2 separate regions of the Homo sapiens genome follow, and region 1 is linked to region 2. Evidence: chromatin contacts called from ENCODE Hi-C or POLR2A ChIA-PET data. All regions are on one chromosome and are shown on one strand. The core of a region is the stretch at or near the end of the contact, and the rest is flanking DNA. Distances in the headings are between cores, read along the strand shown. Region 1 overlaps FAM98A (family with sequence similarity 98 member A). Region 2 overlaps LTBP1 (latent transforming growth factor beta binding protein 1).

Region 1 (3,272 bases), core at 612-3,111, 420 kb after region 2:
AGTATATATAGAAATGATTCAAATGCCTTCCCTCAGCAAGAATTTGCCTATTCTATGTCTACCACAGTTGGACACTAGATTAGTTTGGATCTACAGCAAGAAATAAAAATGATAGTGGTATATCTTTAATAGTTTTCATAGAGAATACTGACATCCTATTCTAGTTCCTAGTAGTAGGAGGAAACAGAACATTAACTAAAGGTACTGTCTGTCTCACTGTATCCGTTTTAAGAGATAACAGTTTAAGATATCATGTTAAAAATTCTCTCCTAATATTTTTCGCTTGTTTCTCCAAGAAATTCTCATATGCCCTATATTCCAGTAAATCATTATTTACAAGTTAAGGTTAAGAATGCATATAAGATCAAAAGATACTCTCTATACAAAACCTAAGAACTTTAATATAACAATAAAACTAACTGGTGGTTTGAAATATCCTGTTTCTAGAGAACTTGATCTATGTTCAAGAGAAAAAACTCAATTCTTTTATGGTTTCAGAATGGGGAGAGGCGGGGGAGGAACAGCAAACGCTGGTAAGGTTCCAGAGAAAAGGGAACACTTATACACTGTTGGTGGGAGTGCAAATTAGTTCAACCATTGTGGAAATCAGTATGGCGATTCTTCAAAGAGCTAAAAGCAGAACTACCATTCGGCCCAGCAATCCCATTACTGGGTATACATCCAGAGGAATATAAATCACTCTACCATAAAGACACATGCACGCATATATTCACTGCAGCACTATTCACAATAGGAAAGACACGGAATCAACCTAAATGCCCATCAATGACCAACTGGATAAAGAAAATGTGGTACATGTACACACCATAAAATACCATATAGCCATAAAAAAGAATGAGATCCTGTCTTTTGCAGGAACAAGGCTGGAACTGGAGGCCATTATCCTTAGCAAACTGACACAGGAACAGAAAACCAAATACCACATATTCTCACTTATAAGTGGGAGCTAAATGATGAAGACGCATGAACACAAAAGAGGGAAACAACAGATAGGGGTCTACTTGAGGGTGGAGGGTGGGAGGAACTAGAGGAACAGAAAAGATAACCTTCGGGTGTTGGGCTTAATACCTGGATGATGAAATAGTCTGTACAACAAACCGCTGTGACACAAGTTTACCTGTATAACAAACCTTCACATGTACCCCTGAACATAGAAGTTTTTTAAAAAATAATAATGTTGGGGGAAAATCTAGTTTGAAGCAGGAGCTGCAGATTTCAGAACTATCAGGGCGAAATGTATCATTTGTGTTCTTACATCCTTATATTCGAAAAAGCAATCTATTAACCGTAAAGATAAATCAAAATATTTTTCAAAAGAATGAAACCTGTATTCATTAGCTATATTGTGGAGTCTGAGGCTACAAAACAGATCAAAGCAAATACTAAATATAAATACATCCTAAGATATGATACATTTAAAATATGAAACCTTGACAATTTTAATAGGAAATCCTATATAAACATAATTACTTAACAGTTTAAAGAAACCAACACAACATTCAAGACAACTTAAAACCTTAACTTACTTTAATGATAAAACACTTGAAATTGTCTTCAAATTTGAACATTTTAAAATAATTGTAAATGTTAGCTGAAAAATAAACAGGTAAAGTTAAAAGGATCAATGTGGGTTTTCAAAGATGGTTTTAGTATTAGAAGAATGTGCTTATCTCAGTAGCAAGTAGATTATTTTAAATGGCATGACATGAGTTGATTCTTTAAAAAAGCCCAATTTAGTAGAAAGGAAATACAATTTCTCTTTTGATAAACATATTTATATTTTCAGTTACTTCCTTTTTTAAAAAAAGTCCCCCAATCTTAGGAAGAATGGAGAAGCAAATAACAAAAAAACCCTAAAAACATTTTTGCCTAGTATGTGTAGCAACAGCTACACCCAGTGGCCAGAGATGAGTGGTGACGGTTTCTAGCTATATTATTATAAAAGGAAAACCTGGAAAGAGCCATTTTTCCATTTATTTAAGGTTTTAGGATAAAAGTCACCTTTCACTAAAATTAGGTTTTAAGGAAATACTCAAGAATCTTTGGGAACAAAAGCCTTAGCTCATCAGCTTGACGCAAGAGTCCAGAATAATTCAGTAGCTAAAATAAAACTCAAACCAAAGAGAGAACTTAACAGATACTTTATTGCTCACCTTTCACACAAAGCACACCTCCAGCCATTTTCTTTCACAGCTTGACAATGTTTACATGTACAAAAACCCAGCAAGAAGCATCATGTCATGTAGATTTCAGTAAGGGAGAATGTAAAACATCAACTCAGCCAGGCTTTTGTTTTCTGCAGCAATAATAAAGGGCCTCCTGCACTTAGCAAAAATCTGTCTTAACTTTGTAGTGCATTTCTTCCATTACAAAAAAAGTTACCTGCTTAAAGCAAACTAACTTGTATTTGCTGAGCCAGTGGTATTAACTCATGCATAAAACAAATTTCGGTTTGCTATTTCTTCTAGCAAATTTCAAGTAAAAATAAGGTTGAAGGAGGAATTTGTTTTGGATGGATGCAGGTCAGTTTGAATTGCTATACTTAACTAAATGCCTACATGTACTATAGCTTCACAACTTAGTTTGCTTTTATAATCTTTATGGATTTTGGCCGTGTTCAAGGTTTTCAGAGTTGAGCATATGATACAGTATTCCATCAACAAAATAAGGCTACTGAATGTGCTATCTGCAAAAGAGCTCATTTAATAGGAACTGACCTAAAAGTTCCATCATGAAGCACACGTGGCATAAAAGTCAACCGGGGGGCAGAACTGTGCTTGGAAAATAGGCATTGGAATACTTTAAGCAAAACACATATAAATGGTTATTCATATGAGGAAGGTTTCCTAGTAGTAAATCTAAAAAAGTCTAGGTGAATCCTCATTTTCAAAACTGCATATTGAAAACATGAAAACTACTTATTCAAGTAATTTCTTCAAAAAAGTTTGCATGTTCTGACTGTGGAATTAGTCTACTGGGCAATTAAAGGCAATTTTAACCACCTTTTAAAAAATTTTTCATAGAAAGGAGAGATGTTATGTGTTTCTCAAATAAACGGCATTATGTAAGTCCAATAAAAAAATCTAACAGAATTGAATGAAGACCTACAAATGCTTATGCCAAGCAGGAATCTGCCTGCCACCTGTGGTCTCACATTAATTCAAAATAGGTGCTGAATTCAGGATTCTGAAACTAAGTTTCTATTACTTGAGCTCTAGCAAAATGTAAGGTTCGGTAGCCTCAACTAGTGT
Region 2 (3,299 bases), core at 153-2,652:
AGTGAGATGAAAATACCTATCGTGATTCTGTGTCTCATGGCCAGGCAGGATGCAATGACATGGGAATGCAGGGGGCCTAGGGTCTGCCTAATCTCAGCCCTGTATGTGCTTCTGTGAGTGAGGGAACAAAGTACCTGCCTAGCAAGCTGTGGCCTGGGTGGTGACAGCTACATTTTGCTTGCTTCCCTCTCCTAAGTGAGCAGTATACTTGCTGCTGTGGCTCCGCAACTCAAGGGCGTCCTATCACAAATAATGAAAAATATGGGTCCTTTCAGCATACAGATGACTTAGTGGTAATAGTCCCTTCGAACCTTGAGTGCTTGCTTATAAAGTCAAGGCCCAGCCAATCCAGCAGCCACTTCACTGAGCTCTGGAGTTTGAGTTATCAAAAAGCTGTCACCTCTTACACTTCCTGTCTAGCACCTTTTAAAGGTAACATCACTGCCTCCACTTCCAAAAAAGAATTTCTGTTCTCCATCTCTTCTATTTCTTATTCTTTGTGTCCAATTCATTCAACTCTTAAAATAATACTTTCAAATAATATCCAGAAAGTCTGGTGATTGTGCTTCTAACCCCCACCCTCCCCAAACCTAGTGAAGCTGCTTATTTCTCTGCCTCTTGGATCTATGGGTGGTCCCATTTAGGCTTCTTTAGTTTCCTATGTCATCATCTTCAGGATTATTAGAGAAGAATTCCCAGATTAAAAGTATGGAGAAAGATTTGATTCGGAGCTGGAAGGAAAGGAAAAGTAATGTTCACTGAGTACCTTCTGTGTACTCAACTTAGTTTTAGCCATTGTCACATGCTATTTTTCTGCATCCCAAGACCAATGGGTATATTATTTCCATGTACCGATTAGAAAACTGAGGCCTAGCAAATTCATTTTATTTTATTTTATTTATTTTTGAGATGGAGTCTCGCTCTGTTGCCCAGGCTGGAGTGCAGTGGCGCAATCTCTGCTCACTGCCACCTCTGCCTCCCGGGCTCAAGCAATTTTTCTACCTCAGCCGCTCGAGCTGGGATCATAGGCACCCGCCACCACACCTGGCTAATTTCTGTATTTTTGGTAGAGATGGGGTTTCACCGAGTTGGCCAGGCTGGTCTTGAACTCCTGACCTCAAGTGGTCCGCCCACGTCGGCCTCCCAAAGTGCTAGGATAACAGGTATGAGCCACCGCGCCTGGCCTCAAATTTAAATAGAATATTCAATCCAGAGAAAGAATTCAACTTTAAAAATAACGATTATGGACAATTTCCATTTCTGTAGCCACGAAGAGAAAATTTATTAGGGGCTTGAGGAGACTTGCCCCTTTTAATTGTTGGTGGATGAATCGCAAAACTTGAATTTAATGGAATCCAAGTGCCTTGGACTGCTTTTGAGCAGGTCATTCATGTGGTTAGAGCAACGCTGCTTCCAAGGGAATGTTTTGATTGATTGTGTCAGCGTCCTTGGGTGGCCCTTCCAGGAGCTTGAATGCCTGTGTAAGTTTGGTTTCCTCTGGCTAGCTTCTAAGCTCCTGCAGATGAGGTACCACATCTTCTTTCTATTTTGTTCTTCTAATAATGACTAGTGTAATAAATTAATCAGTATGGAAATTCAGCACAGGTAGGTTGACCTACTATAGAAAGAGGCTTTTTCAGCTCTGTTGAGAGTCACTAGATATTATAGACAAGTACTATCAACTAGGTATTTGGGCCTCGTGATTAGTTGCAGTTATTTCTGCCTCATTATTACTGGTCATTGTGGTTCTTAACTCAGGGATAGAAGGTAGATTTTATTTTATGTACCCACTCTATCTGTTGCTGACCAGCACAGTATGCTGAGAATTCGGAGATGACATCTAGGCCCAGCAAGAACTATGATAGGTTAATAATTTTTGTTAGAGGAGAGGAGAGTGCAGCACCTACCCTATAGGTGCTGCTGTCATGGTTGTTGCCAGCAGTCCAGCAGTTATCTCAATGAAGACTGGGTCTTTCTTGCCCCTCTTGACCACTCCAGAAGTTATTGGGACAATGTGTACACTTTGGAGATAGCATGGTAGACTTTGAGTATTGACTCTGCCATTTATTAATAGTGTGCTTTGAGAAGAATACTACATGTCTCAGAATCTCAGTTTTCTTCTGTAACTTGGTGTAAAGCGATGTCATTCACAGGATGGCTATAAAGAGTAGATGACATAATAGCTATAATACCCTGTAAAATAGAAATCCAACAATTGTTAGTATCTTTCCCTTACGTAGAGGTTAAATAGGAAGCTTTTTTTTTTTCCTTTTTTTTTTTTTTTGAGATGGAGTCTTGCCCTGTCTCCCAGGCTGGAGTGCGGTGACATGATTTCAGCTCTGTGCAACCTCCCAACCTCCACCTCCCAGGTTCAAGCAGTTCTCTGCCTCAGCCTCCCAAGTAGCTGGGATTACAGGTGCCCGCCACCACACCCAGCTAATTTTTTTGTATTTTCAGTAGAGATGGGGTTTCACCGTCTTGGCCAGGCTGGTCTTTAACTCCTGACCTCGTGATCCACCTGCCTCAGCCTTCCAAAGTGTTGGCATTACAGGCGTGAGCCACCACGCCCGGCCAGGAAGCTTCTTTATAGAGACTTTGCTGTTCTTACCTTCTGCAAACAAATGAGCACATGAAAGAATGGAGAATGTTAATATTAGCGTTAAAGTAGATATGTTATTTTCTTCACTTTTGTGTCCTAAATTGTTAGCTGCAAAAGATTAATATATTTTAATTTATTAACAAAGAAAGTAGAAACTTTTCAACAGGTTTATTTTGGGCATATTAAAGAACCTGCATTGTAGACTATAAACATTCATGATCGCTTTTATTGATGATCAGTCTTAGGAATTATGAATCATTTGGTTAGTGAGTAAATAAATGAGAAATACAGTTCTCATTTAACTCTGTATTTATCCCCCATGGCTTTTGAATTGTTTCTTTCAGATGGGAACCAAGTGACTTGCCAGAAGTGGGCATGCTTGCTAGCATTTTGTGATAGCTTCACACGAGCTTGAGAAGCACATGCTGAGGAACTTACTTGACACTCATCAATTTTAGAATAGAGTGACAGCCATAGATAAATAATTTCTGTGTTTTGTCTTCCTCAAAAGAGCAAATTTGGAGGGAGACAGTTGTATCATCTTAACTACCTTTTTGTGGCTGAAGTGTTGAATCTAAGGTACCAGAATAAAGGGTGAAGTTTTTAAAATTTTGCATGTTTATTTAATAGATTTGTATTTGTTCATATGTATGTGAATAGGTTTATACATAATAAATGCCACAGTGATAGTGGTCAATAC

The links. Hi-C counts contacts between places; a loop is a spot of excess contacts on that map. ChIA-PET counts read pairs that join two places held with the same protein, here RNA polymerase II (POLR2A).
Region 1: a loop to region 2 is called in a map of chondrocyte, with 2.9 times the contacts of the local background. The contact joins two enhancer-like sites. A Hi-C loop is called at or near these places in 1 of 168 maps with a recorded cell type or tissue (chondrocyte). POLR2A ChIA-PET finds 5 or more read pairs at or near these places in 2 of 52 experiments (PC-3 and activated CD4-positive, alpha-beta T cell).

What each region holds. Positions count from the first base shown.
Region 1 is chr2:33,581,515-33,584,786 of GRCh38, forward strand. It overlaps FAM98A (family with sequence similarity 98 member A), which reads right to left. Exons shown (of 8, transcript NM_015475.5): 8 at 2,146-3,272. The coding sequence ends at 3,262. Among named protein-coding and RNA genes, the nearest start is that of RASGRP3-AS1, 14 kb to the left of the region's middle. RefSeq lists an enhancer at 1,935-2,754. Within about 2 kb of position 1,862, at least 3 of the 41 ENCODE cell types and tissues checked have a DNase peak (open chromatin) inside an H3K27ac peak, as active enhancers do.
Region 2 is chr2:33,158,994-33,162,292 of GRCh38, forward strand. All of the region lies in intron 5 of LTBP1 (latent transforming growth factor beta binding protein 1), which reads left to right. Among named protein-coding and RNA genes, the nearest start is that of LTBP1, 210 kb to the left of the region's middle. Within about 2 kb of position 1,403, at least 2 of the 41 ENCODE cell types and tissues checked have a DNase peak (open chromatin) inside an H3K27ac peak, as active enhancers do.